Linked DNA regions of Homo sapiens: all the other regions are linked to region 2. A link is a loop called in an ENCODE intact Hi-C map of the cell type or tissue named here. Cell type or tissue: heart right ventricle. All regions are shown on one strand. Each heading gives the region's core, and the rest is flanking DNA. Links, peaks and the distances in the headings are about the cores only. Region 1 overlaps LOC124901498. Region 2 overlaps DKFZp451B082 (a long non-coding RNA gene). Region 3 holds the start of LOC105378106 (a long non-coding RNA gene).

What was found. Hi-C counts contacts between places; a loop is a spot of excess contacts. Peaks named below come from ENCODE experiments on the same cell type or tissue, not always from the same donor. Only the 100,000 strongest peaks of a DNase experiment are listed, where the experiment ranks them.
Region 1: it touches region 2 in a loop (5-fold over the local background); 3 of 110 quality-filtered maps call a loop at or near these places.
Region 3: it touches region 2 in a loop (3-fold over the local background); 4 of 110 quality-filtered maps call a loop at or near these places.

What each region holds. Positions count from the first base shown.
Region 1 is chr6:163,707,032-163,712,930 of GRCh38, forward strand. It overlaps LOC124901498, which reads right to left. Exons shown (of 5, transcript XM_047419664.1): 5 at 5,024-5,666. The coding sequence ends at 5,392. Among named protein-coding and RNA genes, the nearest start is that of QKI, 300 kb to the left of the region's middle. RefSeq lists an enhancer at 1,303-1,422. In heart right ventricle, for the core only: a CTCF peak has its summit at 4,837; DNase peaks (open chromatin) are centred at 1,701, 2,771, 3,709, 4,870 and 2 weaker places; H3K27ac peaks cover 4,841 bases.
Region 2 is chr6:163,333,125-163,339,023 of GRCh38, forward strand. DKFZp451B082 (a long non-coding RNA gene) reads right to left here. Exons shown (of 4, transcript NR_033862.1): 4 at 5,218-5,899. Among named protein-coding and RNA genes, the nearest start is that of DKFZp451B082, 11 kb to the right of the region's middle. RefSeq lists an enhancer at 2,073-2,886. In heart right ventricle, for the core only: a CTCF peak has its summit at 2,738 (motif pointing right); a DNase peak (open chromatin) is centred at 2,777; H3K27ac peaks cover 5,000 bases.
Region 3 is chr6:164,082,897-164,088,657 of GRCh38, forward strand. LOC105378106 (a long non-coding RNA gene) reads left to right here and starts at 3,103. Exons shown (of 2, transcript XR_943218.4): 1 at 3,103-3,424; 2 at 3,917-4,103. In heart right ventricle, for the core only: no CTCF peak of the experiment used is centred there; DNase peaks (open chromatin) are centred at 2,455 and 2,775; H3K4me3 peaks cover 1,284 bases; H3K27ac peaks cover 2,830 bases.

The sequences.
Region 1 (5,899 bases), core at 306-5,305, 370 kb after region 2:
GAATACAAACCATCTCTCAGAAGCTTAAATTCATTAAGCACCACCTAGAAAAATGTCTACACCCAGAAAGCTGGATCTATTTTTTTCTTTTGTGTCTTTATTATATTTAAAGTATCAGTCAAAAATACCTGGTTCCCATAGTGATGAGCAATTAGGATATAAATGCATGGGTATGGATATAAATTCTAAAATCCTTGCAGGAGTTTAATATTTGCTTTACATTTAATAGGAAAAGAATGCCGTTGTTTTCTGCCTGGGTTGCATTTTTTTCCTTTCCTTTTACAAATTGGTTTAGCCACATCCTGTACTTTATTTGCTCCTCTCTCCCATAACTCTAGAATTAGGGTACATTAGAAGCTATCCGTAAACTCCAGTGAGGACATGTGATAAATTTAAGCTGGAGCATTTAAAACGAGCTGGGAGAGTAGAGAGAGAAGTAAAAGCAGCCATTTGTGATGTGGGTGGCAGTTTTTAGAAAGTGTCTGTGGAGGGCTAGTGGCTTGGCATGAGGAAAGAGAGGCGTTCCTCAGTGTTGTCCACAGAACAGACACTCCTGTGACAGATGTGATCTTCAGGCAAAGTGGTGCTCGTGCACAGGCTTACGTTAGCACACCTGCTGGTGCAGAATGGTAGGAGAAATATTTCCCCAAAGGACAGAATGCGGATGGCTGGACAGAAACCACTGGGGGAAGGTTCCTGGGAGGAATTCCAGAATGTTTTCTCTGGCAAATAGGACAGAGGAGGCAGAAAAGCAAACCGGATCTCACTCCAAGTCTTTATGGACACAGATGGAAAGGAGAGCAGGAAGAAATCACAGGTCACACGGTGGGAGACACGGTGTAGCTGAGGGTAACCTAGTCGTGTTTAGGTGTGACAAATGACTTGCACTGTTTGCCAGACAACAGTGCCCCCCCATCCCCCACGGGGGTGTAATTCCACTAGTGACACTGATTCAGTTTCCAAAAGAAGCAAAACTCTTCTGCTATAAGATTCTTGATTTGTAAGAGTTTCCCCAGCTCAGTGCTTCCCCTTAGCTTTTTCCTTTTTCATCTCTAAGAGGTTATCACTTCTCAAAAACAAGAGTGCTTTGCCACTTCTCTAGTAGCAAGGTATGAAAACATGCTCTAAAATACTTACTTCCTCCAGCTGCACTGCTGCAGGCGGCCGCCTGAGGGATGGAGATGTTCTGGGCTCAGGGTGGACGGGCCTCTAGACAGAGCTATGGACCCTTCTCCAAAGCTGTGCACGAGGGACGTAGATTGGCATAAGATGCTACACAGAAAACCTGTCGTCTAGATTATTCACGTGGTGGAAAACCTCCATTGGGGCATATTACCATAGAAGGGAAAAGGGTCTGTTCTCTCCACCACAAGCAATGGAGAATGTCCCATATCAAAGATAAGTTTGCAGCCAAGGTGGCCTTCATTGGTAACAGGTTCCATAATTGGCAATGATAGGTATTTTCCTTGCCTCGAAACACAGTCAAGAGGGGAGAGTGTGAGAAGCCAGGGACTTAGGACAGGAGGTGAGGTGATGAGTCATTTTGGTTTCTCAGAGCTGACCTCTGTTGTATTTTTATTTGGGGGTTCAGTCTCTGGCTTGAGGGCTCTTCAGAAAGGAGAGCTTACTTTTGTCACGGAAGGAGGGATGGAGACCTCACCCTTTTGCATGGCCAGCTGGAGCCCCAGGTGTCGCGTGTCCAGCTCGTGGGTGGCATGATGTCATGTTTGTTGACCACGTTGGACCTCATTCTGTCCCGAGAACTTAACTGGGCTAGGAGTTGTGAAACCAGATTTCTTGTTATTTGCTTAGACTTGCTTTTTTTTTTTTTTCCCCATATCCACAAAATGAGAATCCTGGGCTTTTAGTATAATAAGGATTGAAAAATGATTATAAAATACAAGGCAAAAAGATCCATGCTATTTAAATGTTTACTATTATTTTGAGATTCATTTTATGTGCCATACTGCTTTACAAATAGTCTGTAATATTTTAATACAGCACTTTATCTTCGTAATCAAATCTTGAGAAGGCCCCCTATAGCTAATCTTTCTCAAAATCGGCTTAATTTATTAGTGGATAACTATACTTAGGCCTCTTTCTAGAACCTTATGAAGTTTGACATGCACTATTTTTAGACATTACGGGTTCTCTTACTGAGACGCTCCAAAGGGAACAGTGGGGGCAGATGTCCTCCAGGAACCTTGGCAATAAATCCCCCTGGGTGCATGACCTGGGGTCACCAAAACTGCCTGCTACCCAGCAGCAGCAGAAGGGAGACCCAGGTTGGCAGCTGGAGTGACTGACAGTGATTTCCTTTCTGTTCAGTGATGAGCCCACCATGAAGAAAGGGCACGAATCTGCTTCCTCTCTCCCTGTCCTGGGAACGGTGCCTGCCCGTGATGGTATCCTCAGGCCCCCCTCTCTGCGCCAGCAAGATGTCCCAGGGGACGTCTGTGCATTCAGCCAGGTGACCACTAGAATAAAATGTTCTCTAGGACCACCTAAGAGGTAACCCTATATTGGAGATACTGAGGAGAGAGGCCGGGGTGGCTGATAGGGTGGGGAGGCACCATCTGTCTGAGTGCACCCTCCCCTGAGACCCTCAGGGTGTCCTGGGGAGACCAGCAGGTTGGAAGTCCTACGCTTTGAAATTTTTAATTAAACAGGAACCTTTGAAGGAAGCTTTTGATTGTTAGTAACATCCTGACTTGCTCCCCCCATGTGACAGGCTCCCCTTTGTGTGTGGCCCCTCCTGAGTCCACATCCTTCATAAGGAGCGGCTTTACCTCCCTTCCTGTAGGAGAGGAAGCCAGGGCTGTGGCCCAGGGAGGGAGGGGAGGCAGCCACTTCTCTCTTCAGTGCAGTTCATTCCAGTTTGGCTCTGACTGTGGCCAAGCAGGGAAGGGGTGCAGGATGGAAGGCAGCAGCGTGTACTTAGGCAGCTCAGTCAATGGAGCCCCCACGTCTCATCCCCTGCCAACCCTGGGCTCTTCCTGGCTGGATCTGGGCAGCCCAGGGCAGAACCTAGAGTCCAGGGCCACTGGTTCTCCTTGCCAGGTCCCAGGACCCAGTCCTGTTGAAATAACAGAGTTGATGGGAATGCTCTTTGCTGGGCACGAAGCACAGGCTTTAAAGGGCTGCCCATTCGCCACCACACTAGATACTCCCTGAAGGCTATGGGCACTTCCTAGCTCCTCAGCACACCCACAAACAGACACTAGAGGTTAGGGAAGGGCGATGCCACTTTCAACAGGCTGTTGACACTTAGCAGCATTTTGTAGACCAGCCTAAATCAGTGGTTCCTGAGCATCCTTATCCTCTCAGAAAGCTGATTTTGAGCCAGATTAGCTATAAGGGCCCTCTCCTTTCAATATTTGATTATGAATATAAAATGTCTTCCTAAAATCTTATAGAATGTTCATAAACTAGCATGGCACGTAAAATGAAGCCAAAATAATGCTCATAGTAAACCTTGTACTTAAATAGCTCAGATTTTTTTTCTTGAATTTTGTAATGATTTTCCAATGCTGCTTATGTAACGGCCCAACATTCGTGCTCATAGATATGGGAAGAAAGTCAGCAAGACTAGGTTTTGGAGACTAGTCTAAACCCAAGTGTGGATCTGGGTCATCTGGAAATCAACAGGCAAAATCCTTGGCTGCACTCAGGCCTGTAGCTGCAGACTCTCAGCCCAAGAGCTTGTGTGTTTGACAAGCACCTCGTGTCACTCACAGGCGTCCTGCTCTGCATCGATATGGAGGAGCACTGGAGATTAGAAACCTCTGGAAAGAGAGGAGATTGCAGTGAAGCCCCGGGGTCCTGGGTGTAGCCAAGGAGGTGCTTCATGATTTTTACTTACTTCCTCATCTCTCCACTCCTGGTTACTTTTTGGACTTCCTATTCCATTTCCTGCTTTCATAGAAGCCTAATTTTTAATATTTAAGTTTCAGTCAGCCGAAGAAAGGCAATCTGTCTTCTCTTTCACACAGTTTATGTCTTGAAGGATTTCTCTAATCCATTCCAGCAGTCGGTTAAGGGAAAGTTTTATTTAACCCCTGCATCCATGCCTACAATTGCTACTTGCCAACATTTCATTACTTCTTGTAGAATGTAAGTGCCTGTTTCTAAAAATGAAAACTTATAGAGATCAGAGCCCTTCATGATACCAGCTCTCTGCTGTGCTTGTGGCCACCCGATGTTGGATACTGGGTGATACTGCAGAGCAACGGAGCATCTGTGGGGAGGTCCAGAATCGAGAATGGTCTGATGAACAAAATATGCCACCAGTCTTGTTTGCAAGGGGGCAGCACGTGATGGAGGAAACAAGGTCCTTTTCAGTTCTTAAAGTCTTCACTGACAGGTCACAGAAGTATAGGGTCCCTTTTGCCTTTTCCTTCTTGGCGATACTTAAGTCTGGCTCAGATGCTTTTGTGTGTTCTTTTAGAAACTATCAACCTACTGCACACAAAATATGTGTACTTGGATGGTGTTTGATACGGTGTGGATGCTCAGGGTAAAAAAGAAAAAATAGCCATAACCAATTCTGGAAAGGAAGGAATGAAGAAAAAGGTTGTAACCTGCTGGGCGGGTCTAGAACACTCCACACCCATCCCCCAGAATGAAATCAGCTTTCCAAGTCATCTGTTTGGGCAGGAGTTTCCAGCCAGTTAGAACTCTCTGTCCTCCCTTCCAGTCTTTTAGGCAACGCTGTATTTTGAAAGCCAGATGAGGAAGGCAGATGTTTTTCCCATCTCCACCCACATCAAGACTGTTGTTTGCCAAATAAACTGGGTTGGGACACAAATCCTGCAGAAGGGCTGCCACTGGGGGCACTGGAGGCTTCTAGCCCGGGTCAGCCCTGCCAGGACCATGGGTGGCGCACCTGTTGTCAATTAACTGTCCAGGCTGAACTTGGGAACGAAGGCCAGAACAGGCGTGGGAGGCTGGTCCTCCAGCTAAACTTTGACTTCAAGCTCAAGGAAGGGTTTGAAAGGGTGGGAAGAAAAATATTGCACATTGGTTGGGTGATCAATATTTATTAAATTTAGAGCCATTTATACTTGCCAGTTCTGCGTTTTGTAGTGTTTTTGAAGCAAACGCAACTCATTTTCTGGCAGAGAACTGATGCTTAGAATTAGAAAAACAAAGTATTAAGTAGAACTGGCATAAGACCCCATCGACGAGGGATGGATTTCAAAACTTCTCAGCCAGCCGTCCCTCCGTGCACATTATGAGTCTGGAAACCCAGGGATCCCATGTGAGCGCGCTAGGGAAGTGGAGCGTTGCAGGCCTCCCGAAACACAGCTGCCCACTGCCTGCCCACATCCTCCTTGGCAGCTTGGGGTGAGCTGCCGCTGAGAAGCTACGCTGGCGCTGAATTTCCTCTTTTCAGCTGCGTACAAAGATAGGCCCTTGAATTGTGGCATCACAGCACGGTGCTCCAGCCCATGTGTTGGCCTCTGTTCCCCAGGGAGTGTTGGAGGGGAGCGTGCTGATCCAGCGTCCAGCTCTTCCGGGAGTGGGCTGGCTGCTCTGAGGGTGGCTGTGGGTGAAAGCCTCCCGGGGTCTGCTTCTGGGGGAAAATGAGGCTGGCAGTGGCCTGACCACTCGGTTTTCCAGCCACCCAAATTCAGTTGCTCTCTGAGCTCTTACTGTACACGGAGCTGAAATATTGTGCAGGAAGCAATGAATCAGACCCTTTGCCTGCAGGAGCCTACCCTCTGGTGGAGGACACCCACCAGCATGAGGATAAACGCAGAACTGGGACAGCGTGAGCGTGAGAGGCACAGGCAGAGCAATGCATGCTGGGTGTGGACCAGGAGAGGAAAAGCCACTTTTTTGCTTTTTTATTCAGGAGGACAAATAGCAGGAGAGGCTTGTTCGGTATTTTTCAGCT
Region 2 (5,899 bases), core at 336-5,335:
ACTAGGTCACACCAGGACTCAGACATTGTTGTGGGGGAGTAAAATGCTGCCATCATTTCAACTATGACCCACTCATTTCACTCCTGGATATTTATCCAAGAGAAAGGAAAACATTCATACACAAAATTACTTGTGCAAAAATGTTCAAACAGCCCAAGTGTCCGTCAATAGGAGAAGGAATGAAGAAACCACAGTATGTTCCCACAATAAAGGAATAAAAGTCAGTGAGCTAGGCCAGGGGTGCCGTGGCTCACGCCTATAATCCCAGCACTTTGTGAGACCAAGGCACTCGAATAATTTGAGGTCAGGAGTTCGAGACCAGCCTAACCAACATGGTGAAACATCACCTCTACTAAAATTACAAAATTAGCCGTGTATGGTGGTACATGTCTGTAGTCCCAGCCACTTGGAAGGCTGAGGCAGGAGAATTGCTTGAACCCAAGAGGGAGAGGTTGCAGTGAGCCAAGACTGCACCATCGCACTCCAGCCTGGGCAACAAGAGCGAAATTCCATCTCAAAAAAAAGAAAAAGCGGCAAGCTAGGGACACCTGCACCACCGTGGATGAAACCCAGAACTTCGCTGAGTAAGACAGCGTGCTGCAGATTCCATCTACACAAAGTTCTAGAAAAGACAAAATAGTCTATCGTGGAAAAAAACAGGAACAGTGATGATGTTACTTCTGTGTGGTCAGAGATTGACTGGGGCAGGCCGCCGGGGAACTTTATGGAGTGATAACTTTATGGGGTGATGGGAATGTTCTAGAACTTGACAGAAGTTTGGGTTATAAAAGTGTTTGCATTTGTCAAATCACCAGCAAATATACACAAGAAATTTGTGTTTCCTGGTAAATTGTTCCTCCAAAGAAAAATAAACCATAAAATGTTGGATAAAAAAAGTCATGGTCCTTCCCGGAAGCGGTGTAGGAGGGAGGACTGGCGAGAGTGCAGCTGACCCCGTGTGATCGCAGCCTGCTGTATGTGAGAGACGCAGTTGCAGTGAGGAAAGCACGTGCCCCTCACTCCACATTTGTGGGCAAAATGTCAGGAATCCAAGGAACACTATTCTTAGAACTGGACGTTTTGGGACAGTCCCTCAGTGCAATCCTCAAGGGCAGTAGCCTGGACCGATCCGAAGACCCTGCCACGCCCCCTCTCCCAATGCCGCTGCCACCAGAAAAGACAACTATCAGAAACTTCCAAGCTGAAAATCCTCAGTGTTGCAAGGGCCAGTCGAGGTTGTCTTGTTCCACTTCCCACCCAGTGCAGGAACGCCTGGACCTGGCAAAACCCTGACACAGGTCAACCAGATGTTTTGTGTCTTCTGACCTGCAGCAAGTAGAAGTCCCTGCAATGCTTTCTGTCCAGCAACGTTTAACTCGAGGCCATCAGCGGTTTAGCTATGAGCGCCAGTTTACAGGCAATGCAGGGGTTGTGCAACACAGCCGGCCCAAAATAAGCCAATACCATAAAAAGAGGACTTCAGGGACACAACCACCAGTTAACATGCATGGCCACGGACTGGTTACTGGTTTGAACGAAGCTACCAGAAAGAACACACAATTTGAACACAGACCAGGTATTAGAGAAGAAATGTGGCAGACTAGAGAGATGGAGACTGTTGTGTAAAGCAGGCTACCCAACGGGATACACATTCTGTCTTATTCTGAGACACGGTTTCTTCAGGAGGATGTACCCTGAGCTAGTCACAGTGACGATCTCTGAGCCATAAAAATGTAGAGTTTTTACTCCTTCATTTTCTGATCATCTCTATTTTCTAAGTTTCTACCATCCGTATGTGCCACATCTGTCGCAGGTTGAACTGTGTCCCCCAGATTCATGTGTTGAAGTCCTAACTCCCAGGACCTCAGAAGGTGACCCTGTTGGGACAGAGGGTTATTGCAGGTGTCATTAGTCAAGTTAGGATGAGGTCAAACAGTAGGGTGGGCCCCTAATCCAATATGTCTGGTGTCCTTATAGAAAGAAGGAATGTGGACACAGACCCACATGCAGGGAGATGCTGTGTGAAGAGGAAGGCAGAGACCAGGATGATGCTTCTACCAGCCAAGGAACACCAAAGACCACCGGCCACCTCCGGGTGCCGAGGTGAGTCCTGAGCCACGCCTCCCTTGGGGCCTCAGCAGGACCCAGCTGCGACTGCACCTTGGCCTATGACTTCCAGCCTCCAGACCCTGTGCGGTGCATTCTTGTTACTTAAGCACCCAGTCTGTGGTAATTTATGTTGGCCAGCAAACTAACATCTATAACCATACAAATGACTTGAAATTTAAAAATAAAGTGGCCTGAGTGGGGCCTGCATGGGGTGCCCGGAAGACAGAGAGCAAACCCTCGCCCTGCCAGGGGCTCCTGCCTCCCAGGACAGTGGCTGCCACACCACAGGCAGCTCGGGTCACCAGAACCTTCTTCCTCCCACTCTGGGAAGCTGCGGCCAGGCTCTCCCCACGTGGCTTTCCCGGGTCAGTCTCCCGGGAGTTGCTTTTTTCTGGGAGCTGCGTGAGGAGCTGCTGTTCATGGAGGGTCCTGGGGCATGGCAGGGACACCAAACGGGTGCTCCTGGGGCACTCCAGGTCCTGGGGGACACTGAGCCAGGGCGGCCTGATGTCCTCAAGGAGCCGCCAGCCTGGCCCGGAGAGCCTGAGTCTATTATTATAAAGCAAAGCCTCACCCTCCCATGACGTGGCTGGCCTGGGTGCAGAAACCTGAGCTGCTCCAGGCCCAGCAGATGGAAATAACCTCCAAGAATAACCGGCCCGCACCGCACGCCTCTCCTGCCACCGCGGCGGGGCCTGCACTTCCTTCCTAAACTCCCCGGGACAGCAATCCCGCCTCACAGACTCAAATGCCATCAGCGGGAACAATCGGAGGAAGTGTGGCGCTTTCTCCGCTCAGGGAGCGAAACGGGGACCCTGCTTATCAAAATGACAAGATTTATTCAGTTGCTACAAACTACCAAAGACTTCCTTTCCCAAAAGAAAGGCCGGAGGGGAAGGTCATGTCCTTCGGCCACCTCCATTGAGCCAAGAGCACCATCTGCTTTGCTTCAAGCACATCGGTGGCTGACTCCCCGTCCCCCAGCTCTGCCTGCCTGGGGGTAGGTTTGCAGTCTCTCAAAGAGGGGCTGTGTAGGAAGGAGCAACCAGCTCTCAGTCCCTGAGCACGGGAGGCCAGCACCACCTGAGTCCACCGAGTCGTCAGCACACCTGGGAAGGGAAAGGAGGGGAGGGAGGCCTGGCCAAGGAAGGGGAGTTCCGCAGCAGCCCTCACCTGAGCTCCTGGCGGCCTCTGGTATGAACCCCCAGCATGGAGCCAGCACCCTCAGCCCAAGACTCACCCCCTCCTGGACAGTTCTCTGCCTCTCTGGAGTCCCTCCTCTCCCTCCCACCCCCAGCAGCCACAGGAGTCTTCCTAAAGTCTCATTTTCCTCAAGTCCTTAACCTCCTCCAATCCTTCCCTACTTCTCAACCCTGAGTAGAACACAGACCCTCGGCCAGGCAAATGGGGCCTCAGTCACCAGGCCCCAAGCAAGCCCTACATCCTGTCCTGGCCTTTGTTCAGGCCGCTCCCATTACTTGGGGTTCCCTCTCCTTTCCTGTCCCCAAATGGCCAGGCAGAGCCACCCGCCAAACCCTTCTAGGCCCAGTCCTGTCCTTCTCCAAGCGAGCCTCTGCTTCTTGGCTCTGCAGATGGCACTCTTCATTTCGTGATGTTTATCCTGTGCTCACCCAACAGTGTCCAGGTGGGCAGAGAGCATTCCTAGACCCGGAGGGACTAAAGGAAACCATTCCCTAATCAGAACCAGCAACTCCACGGCACATGGAGCAGATCTGCAGGGGGCCCTTCATTCTGCATGGGAGACGTGGGCCCCGAGACAGCTTTCCCCAGGGTCACAGCACCACGTCTGTGCACCTGGCCCTCTACCACGCTATGCGCGCATCAGGCTGATGAGCCAAGTGCCAAGCAGAAAGGTCACACTCTTCCTCACGGGATCCAAAAAAGGAGATGTGTCCAAGACTGCCCACCACCGTCCGAGGAAGAGCTGAGGGTCCACCGAGTGCCCAGGAGACCACCTGGAATTTCTGGTGCCAGCTTGTTAGTTGACAGAGGAAGACAGCTTCAGACAGCGCCACCCATCCCCGGAGGATGCCTGTCCTCAGCCTCAGAGACCTATTTATGTACTTATTCATTTAATTTTTTAGACAAAACCTCACTCTGTCACCCAGGCTGGAGTGCAAGTGGCATGATCTCAGCTCACTGCAGCCTTGACCTCTGGGGCCAGCTGATCCTCCCACCTCAGCCTCCCAAGTAGCTGGGACTACAGGCTTGTATCACCATACCTGGCTAATTGTTTTTATTTTTTTGTAGTGACAGGGTCTCACCATATTGCCCAGGCTGGTCTCAAACTTCTGGGCTCAAGGGATCTGCCCATCTCAACCTCCCAAAGTGCTGGAATTAAAGGCGTGAGCCACTGTGCTCAGTCAGAAGATGTTTTTGAGCAGAACAGTCTATCAAAGGGAGTGGGGCATTTTCCAGGAGATAGATGAACCCACTTTTGAAGTGGGTATCTACTTTGAAGGGGCTCCCTGAGTCTCCTGATCTAAAAAGCCGAGAACCAGACCCTAGACAGGGGGGATGAATCACTGGCGTGAATGCCTCGATTCTTTCCATTTGTATCCATGGGACACTTAACTAATAATCACGGCACAGTTTCCAGTTAAATATGGACACAGCTTCAGAATCCTTCTTAACACTACAGCTCAGCCAGAGTGGGTGCAAAAGCTTAAGTCCATCTACTCTACAGGCCCTTGATAAGGAGGATTCTCTCCTGTTTACCCAGTGAGGAAACACCCACACAAACAGCCAGCTGGTCCCCTCTTGGGCATCTCCCTGAGCGTGACACTCTCAAGACCTTGCTTGGTCTAACATCCAGCCCTCTCTGAGTTGCTCTCCCACACCTGGCAGCACTGGGCAGTGGACTTGAGTGGGAGAACAACACACTCCAGTTGGCCAACCTCCTCTAGACAGGCCTGGCAAGCTCTCTTAGCACCTGGATGACTCAGCGGCACTTCCAGCGATTCTCTGTGTGCCAATCAACCAATCAACATTTAATTGGGCACCTTTTATGGGCATCCTTAAGCCTGAGCAGAGACTCAGATCCAGTGGATCACCTGATGAAACTCTAAAATGCTGCACTCATGTTAAAAGTGCCTTAAGAAATAGGACGTTTATTATATCATGTAACTAGAAGTGAACCAATCAGAATTGGTTAGGACAGTGCTTGGTCAGAGGAAGGCTTAGGTGCTCCCCACTTCTTCCTCCGCCCTCTTGTCCCATTGTCAGCCTTGGCCTCTGGTCCTGGAAGGGCTGTGTCTGCTCTAGGCATCATTCGTGTAAGAGCCATGGCGTCTGATGAAGAAGAGGGCTTCCTACCCTCACTCAGAAATCAGAAGAAGAGACATCCTTCCCAGAAATGCCCGGCCAACTTCCCTTTGGATCCCATGGGTCTGCACCATGTTGAGCCAAAGCCAAAACTAATCACTCCAGAGGGAAGGAGACCACCACGATTCGCTCAAACCCCCAGGAGGCTTCTTAGGAGAAATCAGCGGCAGAGTCCCCGCTGTCGATAGGCCACAGCATACACAAACTTTGCCTACAATTTTGGGGATTCATATACCCACTAAAGTCTCTCCATAGACCACCCACTAAGATCCCCTGAGGGCCTGTGGGGCAGGCACTGTTAACATGATGAACTTAGCCCATGGAGAAGCTGCATCCAGCTAGGGAGAGACATCACACAGGTGCAGGTCAACTTTGTAGAAGCTGACTCACTAAACACGATCACAGTCAGTGTAATAGCACAAAGAGCAAGCCCACCACTGCCATG
Region 3 (5,761 bases), core at 762-5,761, 750 kb after region 2:
AATCTGAAGGTGTGAGTGTGAGCTGAGCATTTTCTCTCTTTTTTCCTATAAGGTATGGAGTCAGGATGTTCTTTCTTTCCAATTCTGTCCAAGCTGAATGCAAGAGGGGAGGGTGGGAAGAGACAGCAAGAGAACATAACCATACAGTGTGGAAATGGCGTCAAGAAGAGACTGGTCTCTCACAATACACTGGAGAGCTTGCTCAACTACAGAATCCTTAGGCCCCTCTAGGGTCCCCCAGAGGAGGGGCAAAGTGGCAGAGTGCATGTGCCAGTCTAAGGCAGTGCCCCAGAGAGGGGGATGCATGGAATTAGGCATTGGTTCCTCAGTCTCACCTCAAGAATGCTTAAGAGGGAGGCTGGCTCATGCAGACAGAGAGGGGGTGATGCGGGGGGCAGGGGGTGGCCTATTCTGATACCTTGTGGGGGTAAGGTTGTGGGGCATCTCTTGGTCAAGTGCAGACTGCAGAAGATGGCTGGTGTGGAGGCCTCTTGAGACACCCTGTCCAAGAGGACCACCTGCCGGAAGGAGGGTCCCAGGCTGGAGGCTACAGCACCCTGCTGGGTAGAGGCAGCACTGGCGAGAGAGGAGTCTGCTGAGAATGCATTTCCTGGACTGGAGATCAGGTGGGACAGACACCGTTGAAGCGGTCTCCAAAAATCCCAGAGGGGCCTCTAAAAGAGCCCCTGTGTATGGCCACCTGACTGCCAAATCAGTGTGCCCCAACCACCAATGACATGACCTCTGGGCAAAACTCCAGGATAATGTGAACCACTCGAGAGACTGAAATTTAGGTCTCAATTGGAGTAGAAATTTTATCATATGAAAACTAAAGACACCTGTAATCCCAGCACTTTGGGAGGCCGAGGTTGGTGGATCACTTGAGGTCAGGAGTTCGAGACCAGCCTGGTCAACATAGTGAAACCCTGTCTCTACTAAAGATACAAAATTAGCCAGGTATGGTGGTGTATGCCTGTAACCCCAGCCACTTGGGAGGCTGAGGCAGGAGAATCGCTTGAACCCAGGAGGCGGAGGTTGCAGTGAGCTGAGATCGTGCCATTGCACTCCAACCTGGGCAACAAGAGTAAAACTCCATCAAAAAGAGAGAGAGAGAGAGAAAACTAAATAAAGAGTCCTAACGTTTAATGACTGGAAAGTAATGGCATCTGCCCCATCCAAGGACTAGGAGTGGGGATCCCACAGCTCATGTGTAGGAGAAGCACAAAGCCTTTTCTGGATAGTGTGCCAGTCAGTGAGTCCAGCCCGCTCAACACCCAGTCACCCTGCACCTGAGTGTGGGACATTCCTGTTACTCTGTGCCCATGAACAATCTCCAGACCCGCCTCAGAGTCCATGTCCTCTCCAGAGCCTGCCTTCGCCTTCCTCTTTGTCTCTTCTTTCCAACTCCTTGGCCTGAGCCATTGCTGCTGGTAGAAATAACATTGCCATTCCCTTCTTGAGGACTGTGTCTTCTGTGATTAGTGTCTAAGTTTTTCAAGGACTCTTGGCCTGGTGCATTTGTGTGTAACCACATGGAGAACATGGAGCTTGGACTATGGCTGATAACACTTTTGGGAAGGAGGTCAAGGACAGGATTAGAGGGCAGTAACCCAGGGCCCAGGAACTAGATGGGGCTCTCATCCATCAGATGCTGATGCTAGCAGGAAGAGCCCTGGGCAGCAGGAGACCGCGATCCATGCCTGCACGCTCAAGTCACCTCACCTGCTGGCCCCGGCTTTCATGGGGGCAGTTGTCTGGATTTTTCAGGAGCTGCTTTCTCAGACTGTTTGCAATCTGCTTTTTGATAGAATGGACACAAAACATATCGGAGACATGACATTCATTTTCTTTCAGGAGTTCAAGGTAATGTTATATTCTCTAGGGGAAGAAGGTACAGTAATGAATGTCTCTTTCTGTTTGTCATCGATTATTTTGAGTTGATTTGACACAGCTGACACCTTCGAGTTTCCACTGAGGCCGTTTAACAATAGGGAGCTCAAGGACCTTGGGTATTCCAGGAAATGTGTCAGCGTGTTTTCTGCTCTCTTTCTACACAGGTCAAAAGTCCTTTTGAGACTTTTCGCTCCTTTCTTCTTCTTCTTCTTTTTGTCTTTCTTTTTGAGAGGCTAGACAGATTTTTGAAAGCTTCCTCTAAACTATGCAATTGGGTACATGTTCAAAAGCGAGACCTTATTTCTTGTGAGAACTTTGTTGCCCTCCCTCTCTTGTCATCCGTCAGAAGCGCAGAGCTTTTTCGGAAGCTTTGACCGTGAAGGATCACAAATTTGTTTCTCAAAGGCCCCTCCGCTGGCTCCTCCGGCCTCACGAGTCCCGTTCCCCGTGTGCTTCTGTCCTTGCCCAGCAGACACCAGCCCCGCGCAGGCCAAACTGGCTCCGTTCCCCCTTTCATTCTTGTCCCTCTTTTCAATCTTTCTCTACTTTTTATGCAAAAAAAAAAAAAAAGTGTACCAGGCCCGGCGTTGCCATGGCAGTCATGGGGCTGCGTGCGGGCCTTCAGTGGATTTGAGCTCTAAACTTGGAAAAAAGTCATAATGCCCTCAAAGAAGCTGGAAGGAGAGAAAGAAAGAGGAGAAAAATAAAACAGGGAAACAGCCTGAGAGGGAGAGATCAGGAGAAAGCAGGGCAAAGCCCCGAAAATACATTCGAGGTGACATCACTGCCTTTCCCACAGAGGCCATTGACTTGGGAGACCGCCCGGCCAGTGGCTGCCCTAAAGCCGGCTCTCCAGGGCCGCGGAGCCTTCGCTCCCTTCCTGAATGCCTTTTTTGTTGGGAAACAGTGGACTGTTTCTGAAGGCCTGCATAAATGACTGAGTAATTCACTGCAGTTGCCAGGAAGTCGGAGCCACTTGTGAGCTAACAATAGTGAACTTTATCTCCCGCCCCATGCTGGAAGTTCCAGCTGTAGGTCCCGAATTCTAATAAGGGCTTTGCTCATGCCTCTGAGGTTATGGTAATATTTTATCCATCTTTCTTCATGAAGACACAGTCGCTGCTGCTATTGACAACCGGAGGCCAGCACTGAGGAGTGACGTGGGCAGGGGGCCAGGGGTGAGGGTGCCTGTGTCGGGGAAGATGGTGAAGAAAATTCAGAGGAAGGAGGAAAGAAAGCGGTGTTCCTATGAGCTCGACATGTTTTCTGTTTAATAGGAGACTCTAAACTGACGTAGAGGAGAGAAGAGAAAGATTTCACTCTGACCCATAAGTGGCTGGAGCGGAAAGATGGCTTCGGACATTTCCCGTGTTTCAGACGCTGCTCCTCCTCCTCCTCCTCCTCCTCAGCAGACGAACCGGCAGCCGAGGCTGATCACGTGCTCAGAATTAGTGTGAGGCTATGAGGTTCCTCTTTGCTCCCCCGTTTGTGGGCAAAGCCGATGTGTATTATTAAGTGATTCTGTATCCAGGTATCAGAGACCCCAATACCTTCTTTACATGATCGTTCTTAGCTAAGGGAAAACTAAGAATTTGCTCACTTCCTGCCTTGTGGGTTCTAAGGACACACCCCAACAAGTTCCTGTGAAGGGGGGCTGGGTCACTGACCCCCTGAGCAACCCCGGAAGGACAATTTCTAGGGCCTGGTTACAGAGATGACAGGTGGCTTAAGAAGTCACTGTGTGCCACGTGCTTTCATGATTATTGTTTCAGTTAATCTGCACGACAACCCTGAGAGATAGTCATATTTTTCCATTTTGGATGTACCCGGCTAGTGTTCATGGTGCCCTGTTGCCTCTGCAGCAGAGCGCCGCATCCTCAGTTACTCAAGTCCCCGTTCAGGTTTCTCATGACCGTGGCTTCTTGTTGAGGGAGAAGTAGAAAAAAATGAGTAAAAAGGGATTGGGGAATCTCGTGGGTGTGGGGGAGGATGGCGCGGGCCTGATTCTCATCTGCCTGCACAGCCTTCCCACGAAAATAAACCAGTGAAACCACCTGTGAGCCACACGTGCAGTTCACAAGATGACAGAGGACACCACAATCTGCAAGATTACTTCAACACAGAGAAGGAGACCAAATTTCAGCTAAGCCCCTGTCACCACCACTGGGAGCTTCTGGGCAAGGGGTCCGCAAGGTTTATGTGACTTTGTGGAAAAAAAAACAAACAAAAACACAGGATGAGGGTGCCTTAGATGAGGCAAAGACCATCTGGCCTCAAAAAGAAAAATCCATTCCTGGATGCTGAAGGACTGGTGATGGATGGCTCAGGCCTTGGTAGTTCAGAGCAACAGCCACCTGGAAGGGACTTTGAACATGAGTCAGGCAGGAAGAGGCAGCCCCAGAGGTGGGCTTCTCCTGGAGAAGATGCACAAAGAAGGAATGGAAACCACCAGGGACATGTCACGAAGGAGAAGGGAGGAACCGAGGGGGACCTACAGAGATGAGAGATGACAGCATAGCAGACCCAGCAAACCATCTCTTTCCCTCCATCATCACTACCACCATCCACCAAGGAAACCAAACCAAAGAAGACAGATGTACCAAAAAGTGCACTCTCATGTTAGAAATCACACCCATGAAATGAACAGGAAGAGAAAATGTGGACCACATTCACAGGAAACTGTAATAAGAAAATAGAAAATGTGAACCAACAGATAGAAGCTGTGAAAAAAAAATCAAGCATGAAACAGAAGAAAATTGTCACAGAAGTATCAAAACTGAATTAAATAGACACAAAAAAGAATTTGAAGATAAGGAAATACTTTAGATCGAAAATTTAAAAATAAAAATAGAGGCAGGAAACAGAACAAAAAAATAAAACAAGAGTTAAGGAAATGCAAGGACAGAAAAGAGAGTAAAATGTTAGAATCTTAAAGGAAATGAAGGCTAAATTACCAAAGATGACCAAAGAAGAATAGACTCAAATAAAAGCTTAATAAGGGTCATGGAAAAATTAAGAAACACAATCAAGAGGATAACATAAAGATATAAAGAAGATGGATAAAAAGAGTGAAAGAGAAAATGGTTGAAATGTTGGAGAAGAAAGATGCAACATTTGTGCTGGTTACTTTTATGTTTCAACTTGGTGAGGCTGTAGAAACCAGTCACTTAAACACTAACCCAGGTTTTGCTGTGAAGGTGTTTTGTAGATGTAGGTTAACATCTATAATCAATTGACTTTAAAGTAAAGAAAGTAACTCTGGATAAGGTGGTGAGCCTCACCTAATCAGTTGAGGAAGTAAGAGAAAAACCTGAGGTTTCCCAGAAAAGAATAAATTGTGCCTCAAGTTTGCAGCATCAACTCTTGGTGAGTTCCCGGCAGTTGGTCTGCTTTGCACATTTTTCTCATGCCAGCGTCACAATCGTGCAATCTACTTCCTTCAAACAAATTTTCATGTATCCTATTGTTTATCTTTTCTCTGGAGAACCCTAATACAATATGTGTATGAGTGTGCATGTGTGTGTGTGTGTGTATGATTGAAATCTCTGAAGAAAAAAAAAACAACGTGGTAGAGCTAATATTTAAAATTATAATTCAAGAAATAAAAAAATAAAACACTGTATTAAAAAATCTGAGTTACATTTAAAGCAGCAATAATAGAAAATTTATGCCCTAGCATCCATGTCAATAAAAATAAAAGAATGAGAAAAAAGACTTGCAATCCTAAGTAAAAAAAAAGAAAGAAAACAACAAAGAAAAACAAAAGATTTAATAATAATAATAGAGAAATGTGATAAAAACAGAAAAAGACTGCATTAAATAACTTTTGAAATAATAATGAACAAAAAACTCTAGGTAATTTAATAAA